2 separate regions of the Homo sapiens genome follow, and region 2 is linked to region 1. Evidence: read pairs that join two places in POLR2A ChIA-PET (ENCODE). Cell type or tissue: Panc1. All regions are shown on one strand.

Evidence for each region. Peaks named below come from ENCODE experiments on the same cell type or tissue, not always from the same donor. Only the 100,000 strongest peaks of a DNase experiment are listed, where the experiment ranks them.
Region 2: POLR2A ChIA-PET joins it to region 1 with 5 read pairs; 2 of 35 experiments call an interaction of 5 or more read pairs at or near these places.

The regions. Positions count from the first base shown.
Region 1 is chr2:46,114,953-46,119,952 of GRCh38, reverse strand. All of the region lies in intron 11 of PRKCE (protein kinase C epsilon), which reads right to left. Among named protein-coding and RNA genes, the nearest start is that of EPAS1, 180 kb to the left of the region's middle. RefSeq lists an enhancer at 1,816-3,015. In Panc1, no CTCF peak of the experiment used is centred here; a DNase peak (open chromatin) is centred at 2,415.
Region 2 is chr2:46,002,078-46,007,077 of GRCh38, reverse strand. PRKCE (protein kinase C epsilon) reads right to left here. Exons shown (of 15, transcript NM_005400.3): 8 at 2,440-2,536. It also overlaps the pseudogene RPL26P15. Among named protein-coding and RNA genes, the nearest start is that of EPAS1, 290 kb to the left of the region's middle. In Panc1, no CTCF peak of the experiment used is centred here; no DNase peak of the experiment used is centred here.

The sequences.
Region 1 (5,000 bases):
CCGCCAACTAAAAGCCAGGAGAATCCAACAAATTCCAAGGTGACATTTTAAAAGACACATTATCATTACAGACTTCAACAGTTCTATCTAAATTCTAGCAACGGGAGTTGAGAATCCTGAAGCCAAAATTAAGATATAAGTAGTGATACTAACACACTGGGTGGAGTGTTCCTCACAAGCTCCATTTTAGTGAGAATCTACGTACTGTCTCTCTGCTGCCGGAACAATGCGTGTTTCTCAATCACTAGTTGAAAGAGTCTCTTTGCAAATATTTCTTCACTTGCTAAGCAGAGATGGTTTCTGGGAGATAAATTGCTGGAAACAATGTTCCTCTCCTAGCACTAATGCAAACCATACTGCAAAATGAGGCACTACACTAAAAACTCAATTTATCCTGTTCAGCCTAGAAAGATTAGAAATTAGGGGAATTCGGAAAACACAAGCCCTTAGGGCCAATAAACCATATTTAGAACCATTTGTATGTATTTTATACTCAGGAATTTTATTTATGATAAGAATTTGAATGTCTCCCCCCACCCACTTTATTTATAAAGATTAAGTGACATCATTTAGCTAGAGTAAAGAATGCCCTAAAAAGAACTAATAGCCCAAGTTGTTTCCAAAGTTTAGGAAAGGGAAAAAAAAACACCCTAATAACCCCCCCTTTTTTTTTCTCTTTCACAAAAATAACAGAAGGAAAGCTGCTACTGTAATCAGCAGTGATTGCAGGCATTTCCTGTATTTTTATATCAAGCTGGTTGTTTTTTTTCCATTACATACCCAGTGAACTTCAGTTAGGTCAAGACTAGAGAAAAACAGGACCAATTATGCCTCCAACCCCACAAATCTGCCTACTTAGCTCTGCTAATTTTATCGTGTTGACTCCATGGTTCCAAGGAGCCAGAGATAGGAAAACTTCCATGGGCCATTTGCTCTCTTCCTCCTGGAGCCGAGTTCGTGCACTTCCCCCTCTACTTCTAACCCATTTAGTCTCCAGCATCCTAAGATGGAACTTTTGCTCCATCTGTTGCAGGCTGAGATTCAGTCAGGTTGTTCGAATGAGACTCTTGGGTGAAGTCTCTGCTTTCTTGGAGGCTCCCAGACTCCCTGGGGCCATTGCTCTGGGTTTGCTATCGGACAGGTCAACGCCCAAACTGCCAGATTCCACAGCGACTCCCATCCATCTCTAGGGATCTTCATTCTTATGCTTTATCTTCAAGAAGGGTAAGAAAGTCTTTTTCCTTAGGTCTCATCCTCCATCTCTTTGGCTGTAACTTAAGTCCATTTCTTCATGCTCTGTATTCTGTGGTTACAACAGCATGGGGAGCCTCCTTATTGAAGCCAGTTGTTAGGCAGTGATTATCATATAATAGTCTCATCTCCATTTTTCTCTTTTGTTAGTCCAAGGCTTTCCATGAAGAGTATATTGTGTCTGCATTTTTTGGATAATATTTAACACCTTGCTTCTGATACCAGATCACACTGATTTTTGCAGCCAATGCAGTGTTTTCACAGCCACCAGTAGCTATTTTCTTTTTCAAACCTTTGGAAAAGCTGTGAAAACCTCCTTTACCAATTTGAGATCATTGTAGAACAGTGACAAGCTCTTTGGCCAACTTTGGGTAGTTTCTTTCTCCACCGTGTCCCACAGCTACCCAAGTGCCAACTCTTCTGAGTGTAGAATTTCAGGTAGGTTTCCTCCTGGTGATGGTTCCCATGCTCAAGTTAAACAATGATGTCGTCATTCTAAACAACCTCAAAGGAGTCTCTCCAGTTGATAATTCCACGAAACTGTCCTCTAAGCTTTTCCTCTAGAGTTGCCTGGTTCTGACCATTTATTCTTCAATTATCCATGCTATTGGTCAACATTTTTTCTTATTGTTCACATTAATCCCCTTGTTTTATGTAATTCAGCATCATGATTTCATGGACTATTAGAGCTAGGGTAGATCTTAGAGGTGAACAAATGCCATTTTGAAGTGTTTTACAGGATTGAGGATTAGAAATGTTTTTCTAGTCTTGGAGTTACCTCAGATGACCCCACTCTTTAAATACAGGTGTACTTTCAAGTCAAAACCTGACATCCTTAGCAACAACCCTGCAACTAGTTGACAAAGATTCAGTGATTACCTACTATGTACCTGGCTCCACATTATGGCAATGTAAGGGATCAGTAATAATAATAAGCAATTACTAAGCCCTTCCTATGTGTTTTCCCAAGTATCACCTCATTTAATATTCACAGTAATCCCGTGAGGTAGATACTATTACTATCCCAGCTTTTAAGTGAGAAAATTGAGGATCAGAAGGTAAAAAGAACTGGCTTAGGACCCACATGTGAAGGGAGGATCCCATCCCAGGAGTGTCTGACTCAAAGGTGAGTAATCACCCAGCTTGGCTGAACTTCTGGCTCCCCAGAAGGTACCATGGGGAGCCCGGAAATCTCTGCCCATGTGATTTCTGGACCTCATGTAGAATTAATTTCAGAATCCATCATTTCAAAGCCAACTCAGAAAAATCAGGTTTTTCCTTTACAGGCTTACATTATTTTGGATACAAAATGATTTTCAGAAATCAGATCTACTCCCAAAGCAGGATTATTAGCCACAAAAGAGACTATGTAGTCAAATAAAAACCTAGAGAGGCATGTAGATGTATTCAATGTAAAAGCAGTATTTTTGCCCTGAGAATGAAGTCTCCCAAAAGGACAGTTAAAGGAGAGGACAATACTCATTTGAATGTGTAAACTCTGGTATGTTGGTTTAAAAAAGTCAGTCTATTTCCTTATGGCAAAGGACAGAAACTCCCACCCCTCTGGTGCCCTCACTTGCTTTTGGGAAGAGCTCAGTGGCAGATTCTCCAGTACTTTTGATAGTCAATTGTTCTCTTCACTTTCCTTGAAACATCAGATTTGATTCTGAGCTATTAAAACTAAAATCCTCTGTGTCATGTTCCTTCTTCTGTGAAATTTGACCAATAATTTTCTTGACTGCTGGCTTCCCTTCAAACAATAGCAAGAGAAACCACCCTGCAATTCTTTAGATTCTCCAAGTGAAATGCCTGCTCTCCGGTTTTTTTTCCCCTCCCAGACCTAACCGCTGCAGTACACTCTCAGTGCTACTCTTTCTCCTTTCCCTCATTTCAGTATAGGATGCTTTTACTCCTCCTATTTCTCTAGCCAGACCTTCAAGGGGCTTTTTTTTTCTCCGAACAGGCATCCTTCTCAGGAACAGCACCATGTGTGATGACTGAATTAGCGTCTCTGGCCAGCCACAGAGGAGGGTGGGGACAGATGTATAAACCATGAACTTGGCTAACAAGCAAATGAAGGCTACACAGACCAAATCCCATCAATCCAAGGACCCACTTGATTTCAGTTAAGGGCGGACAGTAGAGGTGGGGAGCACATACTCACGGTAACCCAGCCTTCTGATTTCCTCATTGATTCAAAGTGTCAACAGTGACCTCAGCAGTTTCTCCAATCTCCTTTCACATTTTTCTTAATCATCTAATTATTTGAAACTAGGATGAAAGCAACCAGGTCACAGTTACCAAATTGCTTATTACTGGTCACAGGGATGTTTACTTTAGAATCCTGTATATTGCAGTGTCAAGGCAGCTCATGCCCATCTGTGCACACTGTTTCCTGGGAAGTTCTAGAAAGCAACTCTCACGTGACATTCTCCAACATAGAGGAGTGTGGTCATCTCTCTGAAGTTGGCTTCCCTTGGACACAGCCCTAAGCTGGGTACCTTGGAGGATCCAAGAGAAGGTGAGGTCATGGTCTCTGATCTCCAAGGGCTAGCTAGCAATTTGGTTGGGGAGACAAGACTAATAAAAACGAAACATTTCGAGACTAAGCAAGCATTACATCTGTACCCACACTCCAAAATCCCATAAGCCACTGGGAAAATGATCATTCACCTTATGGAGAAACCTCACCCCAATCCTCCTGCCCTGTAACATTATAAAGCAAGTCCTTTCCTCTGTAACTTTAGGCCCTTGGTTGACACAGGCATCTAAAAGTAAGGAAATTTGTATGTCTTATATCAAAAAGAAAATCAAAGATGAAGAGTCATATACAAAGAGAAAACAGAAGGCAAAGGGTGGGGTCACTCTCTCTCAGCCGAGTTCCCCGGGGTACCTGGTACCCTCTGTGATGGGGTGCTAATTACAAACGGGGAAAGCAGCCTGTGTCTGGTTCCAAGCTGGCTTAATTATACCTCTGAATCTTGCTTCCATCTAAAACACTGATTTATAATTTAGACAAATACACAAAAAGAACTTGGGAGCTTTGATGCAAGCACTGATGCCCATAGAGATCTTTTCAAAATCTGGCCTGCTGCATGCAGCAATGGCCAGATACCATGTTGTATATACACAGCATGAGATTAGATGATAAAGGCTTCCCCACTGGAGAATGCTGAGGAGCTTGAAGAGAAATGGGGCTTCTGGGTTCCTTACACCCCTCTCAGCTTATTTTTCCAGCCATGTGTTTGGTGGCTCAAATCTCTGAGCAAGATAGACTAAATGAAAATTTTTCACTGTGAATTTGGGTTTTATGAGATGTGCTTCTCTTTGTACAAAAAAATGTTAGGTTTTTAGACTCCTGCCAATAGCAAAATCACTCCCCCTGCTTCACAGGGACCTGGCAGGATGGACAGCAATGCCTGAGAATGTCTGTCCTATGGAAATGCAGAAGACCAGATGGCAAGAGGCCAAGGTGACAGGCTGAGCTTAGCACCTCTGTTCTTTGCACAGTTGATACTTGTGAAATACTACTTCCCTGCCACCTTAATCCAAAGAGAAGCTGCCAGTGCCTAGAACTGACGGTTGCGCTACACTGTGATCAAGCAGGAACATCAGATGGAACAATTCTATAGCAGCCTGATTCATGTGGAGGGCCACTCAGGAGAGGTTGGACACCTTCATGGGACTGTCCTGGTATGTCCTCACCAGCCCAGGTCAATGGCACAAGAGTTCCTGGGACCTTCTAGAAT
Region 2 (5,000 bases), 110 kb after region 1:
TCTGAAGATGAGAACAACGAATCAAGAACTGTCATCACAGTAATCACTGGTGATATAATTATTTCAACAACTGAGCCATCAGAACGGTGGCTGATCACTGAAGGTAGAAACCTTCATACCTTCTAAAAACCTTTACTCAGCCTTGTTGCCGGGTTTCTTCTAAATACCCATCTTACACAAGGTTATCTAACAAAATGAGCAATGGGCTTATTATTAACAAAAGAATTGCTTTCCCAAGTGACATGTTGCAAACTTATCTCCAATGGGGCGGGAATTTCTCAGTACAATTTCTCAACTACGAGACAGTCTTGTGCCCCGCTCTAGAGCTTATGACCTGAATTACCTGGGGGAGATAATGCTGGATGATCCTCTGACCTTTTCTATTTGAAGAAGCTTTACTGTTAGCAACTCATTCATCAAGACACGCACTCTTCTGTGTGGAAATGGGCATCTTGAGCAAAATCCGATTTTAAATGATGCTTGTGAATAACTTGGATTATGGAAGGGGAACATAGCCTATTAACCCTTGGGAATGAGAATTAGGCATGAGTGACAGAAAGAGATCTTCAGCTTCTTTTCAGAAGGACAGAGTCCCATAAGGGCTTACTCAAGGAATCCGGAGATCTTTCCTAGATCTGGAGTTTGGCTCCTCTGAGACGTGTTGGGGAGGGTGAAGACGGGGAAAGCTGCTGAGTCTGCAGACACTCCCCTTGCCAGTTCAGCAGTTATCCACCTATCACTTAGCTTGACTAAATAACTTTTAATCTCACAATAGAGCTAAAAGCCTCAGTTATTAAATGAATTTTGGAAGGCAAAACATAGTTGTTTGGGGACAGCAAAGCTTGAAGAAAAGGTTTTTCTATGTGTCTTTACAAGGGAAGAAAAAGAAACTATGTCTTATTTCTGTTCTGTAATAATGTCGCTCAGAGGGACATCTGTGCTAACATCACTACTGGGAAATCCTGGCGTCTGTGTCAAGTGGGATGAACAGAGGCCCTGGGGCCGCTGTATCCTGCCACTGTATCCATCCAATGGCAGAGCTCAGAGCCAGAGAGCATGCAGGGCAGGAGCCAGGCCTACAAACCCTGGTCTCTGAACTCTTACCTGGGGTCTCTTTTCTATATGACCCTGTCTCCCTGAAGCTCCCAAAGGGGATCTCAGCCTCAGAAAGGAACACGTGAAAACCCCCAAACTGGTCTGGGAAAATAGCTACAAGTTCTGCAGCCCCAGAGTACATCAGGCTACTTATGAATGCTTCAAATCTCATTTGGAATGAGGTAGAGTATAAAGACACAGAAAGTTAATTGGAGTAGCACGAAGAGGGACTGAGACCAATTATTCTGTGGCCTCAGGGCTGGTGCATGACCCCCGAAGCTCTTTTATTTACTCCTGGGTAAGAAGGTCTGGGTCATGGTGGTGACCTCCAAGGAAGGTTTGATGGCAGGGTTTCTGAGAGTGTGTCCCTCAGCCAGCATGGGTACAGTCTTGCCCTTACCACTGACTTATCTCCAAACCTTGGGACAGAACTTTTCCACACTCTGACCTCCCACTTCCCACTCACTAACCTGGGGGACAGTAATGAAGCACCAACATAGAGTGGGTATGGGCATAAAATTAGGATAATGAATACAAAAAGGGATATAGAAAAACCAAGGCACCATTGTCAGGCTGTGATGGTTATTCCTCTTCTGCAGATGCATATGTCCCTTACCAGGCATATCTGATAATGGTCACGAGAGCAGGAGGTTTTGCAAGTGTAAGTCCCTCCTCAGCCTCATCATTCTCGGATGGCTGCAGAATTATTATTGTGCAAATTATGTCTGCAGAACTTATTGTCTGAAGCACAGTCGGACAGAAGGAGATATCTGGAGCTGTAGAGGGGAAACAGGCCTAGGACTGGCCTCCTTCCCACTTCTTTTCTCAGTCTCTCCTCTAGCTTCATCTTTCTATCCTCACCCACCCAAAGGCCAGGATAGAAGACATCCTCCCTCACCCAGCCCCAAACTCAAGCTGATCTCAGGTTTTGGGTATGATGATGGGGGAGGGAGTGTCAAACTCAACTCAAGGGAGTGGTGTTGACAGGTCTAGGGCCAGGCAAGAGCTTTAAGAGAGGGAGCTGTACCCTTCTCTCTGCAGTACACTTGGAACCAGGGACAGAGGCAAGGGAAAACAGATAACCATAACATCATACACTCGCTCTCCTCTTACCCTGGCCTGGAAGGAAATTAAGGCAGATATGGCCATGGAGTGCCCAGCCCTCAAGAAGGTCTTGGAGAATGAAAGAACTGTTAAATCAACAGGCAACGGGTGTGTGAAAACCCACCAGGGCTGCTAGCTATTTCAGCTAACAAGCTCACTCTTGGTTAAAGAGGCCTCAGAGCTCCTTGGTCCATCCAATGGCAGAACTCAGAGGTCAGGAAGCAAATCTGAGGGTCTCACCCTGGTCACAAGGGGAGGTGGGTGCTGACTTGGATCGATCTTCCTCAGATGGTGAGCTTCCAGAAGCAGGCTGCGGGGACTCGGCACCAGCAATGAGCTAGAGAGGAGAGAAAGCAGGGACAGAGGCATCAGAAGGGAGGGTTGAGAGTTTTCTGATGTCAAAAGCATCAAGATGCCGTATAAGAGCCATGAGAGTTCCCAGAGCAGCAGGAATTCAGTAGATCTCTGTCCTCTTGCAGCCATCGCCAAAGTAGCCAAAATGAAGTTCGATCCCTCTGTGACGTCTGACCAGAGCAAGAACCACAAAAGGAATTTCAGTGCACCTTCCCTACATTCACAGAAGGATGATGTCTTCCCCTCATTCCAAAGAGCTGAGACAGAGGTACAATGTTTGATCCAACCCCATCCAAAAGGATGAAGTAGTTCGGGTTGTGCGAGGACACCATAAAGGTTAGCAAGCTGGAAAAGTAGTCCAGGTTTACAGGAAGAAATACATCATCTACATTGGACGGGTACAGCAGGAAAAGGCTAATGTTCAACTATCCACGTGGGTATCTACCCCAGCAAGGTGGTTATCACCAGGCTAAAGCTGGACAAAGACTGCAAAGAGATCTTTGAACGGAAAGCCACATCTCACCAAGTAGGAAAAGAGAAGGGCAAATGCAAGGAAAAAACAATTGAGAGGATTCAGGAATAAATCTTACATATAACTTTCATTAAAAACTGCTAAAATAAAAAAAAAAGAGAGTGTTCCTAATACCCAGTGTTACTTGCTGAATTGATATTCTGAAAGCACAGACTCAAGGTTTCATTTGCCAATTTAAGGGAAGAAAACAAGAGACTTCAGTTTGTTCACTTTTAATTCTATCCAAATACAATTGACCTTTCTAAGCAAAGCTCACCCCATGTCTTCCATAACGTCCCCCTCCACCTATCCAAGCAATGCAAGTTATCTCATGCAAAGCAATGTGACACTTGTCTCTAACACCTGTTTGGCACTTATTTATATCTTATTCAGCTTTTTATAGTTAGTATCTTTATGTGTATATTGTGAGGTGTTCTCCACTTAAGTAGACTATAGGATACTTAAAGGTAAGACTCTGTCCGGCACTTTTATTGCCCCTAGTGACTTACACAAAGTAAGAAACATAATAGATGCTCAATAAATATTTTCAGATATATTGATATTTGTTGGTAAATTTTAATAGAACACCTCCAGTGAGGTTTGTTCCTTCGCATAGATGCTGGCATATCCACTTTGAGTCTCCATTAACATCAGTGGTTTAGACTCAAAGATCACAAACACTTCTGCTCCCTTTTAGTACTAACTCTTGGTCTACCTGCTGTGCACACACATCCTTTCTGGATGATGGACTAGTTGCAAGGGGCAACACGAGGGCTACCAAAACACCAGAAAGTCTGATATTCCTGCAAAGAAGCCTTTGAGCTTCAGACCAAGGGCACTCCTCTCCCAACCTCTCATAGTGACTTGAGTTACAACTTGGTTTTTCCCAATTTTGGCATCAGAAGCATCCCAGCAATAAAAATATCAGGACTACAGTCCCTCAGCCTTCCACCCTGCCCCTTCTTGAATTTCTCCATGTTGGCTTCTTACCTGTTGGTTCTTCCAAATCCAAGACAAGGCAGACAATGTCTCACAGCTGGCATGACAACCCATGTAAATATAGCGCAAAGACAGCAGGTACTGAGTTTTCTTTCAAATGTTTCATGACAAAGATTCTGTCTTAATTTACTTCTAGACAAGAATAAAAACCATGTCTCCTGAAAAGGGTTCTCTCTAGAGCTTTTAAATGTGTTTGCATAACGTTGTCATGACAGAGTGTTTGCTCAGCTTGCCTCTTCAGCAGGGCCCTAGCATTCTTGGGTACTGATACTCTGCTTGCAATTCCAGGGCCTTGGGTCAACAAGTGAAGTCTTGTTTCCACCAGTGGAATTTACAAAGCTGAGAAGAGCCACCAAAAGCACAAAGTCTCAGTTATCTCAACCAGAGAGAAGAGAATTTTTTCTGCAACCCTTGCACAACAGCTTTGCTTATTGAGAAAACAGGGTAGGAGAAGTTTAAGAAAATAAGAACCCTTCAACCTTTCCTATACAAGAGAAGCAACATGGAAGAGCCACGGGTAGCTTCTAACATGACAAGATGACCAGGAAATGTAGGAAATGCCTTTAGAAGACATTTCAGGGCAAAATTCAGGGAGACTATTTAGGCGGAAGATTGCAGAGGTACCTAGAGTCAGACTTGCTTTTCTAGCAGGGGGCTTGAGGATGTTCGCCACTGGGCAATGAGGGCCACGCCCCACTGCACCCTTCACCCGGATTTTCTGCCCTGTTAACATGGTTCTAATTTTCTCATAACTTACTTTTCAAAGACCTCTTAAATTTTCTAGGCTAGGAGCCAGGGCTAAAGAAGAGCCTACAAATGAAATGCTACGGATGCCTTTCCCCCTGTTTACATCTGTGGGCCCTGACTTACCAAAATAACATTTTGGCAAATGGATCTCTTCTTACTGATATTTAGAATGTCACAGAGATAGAGACAG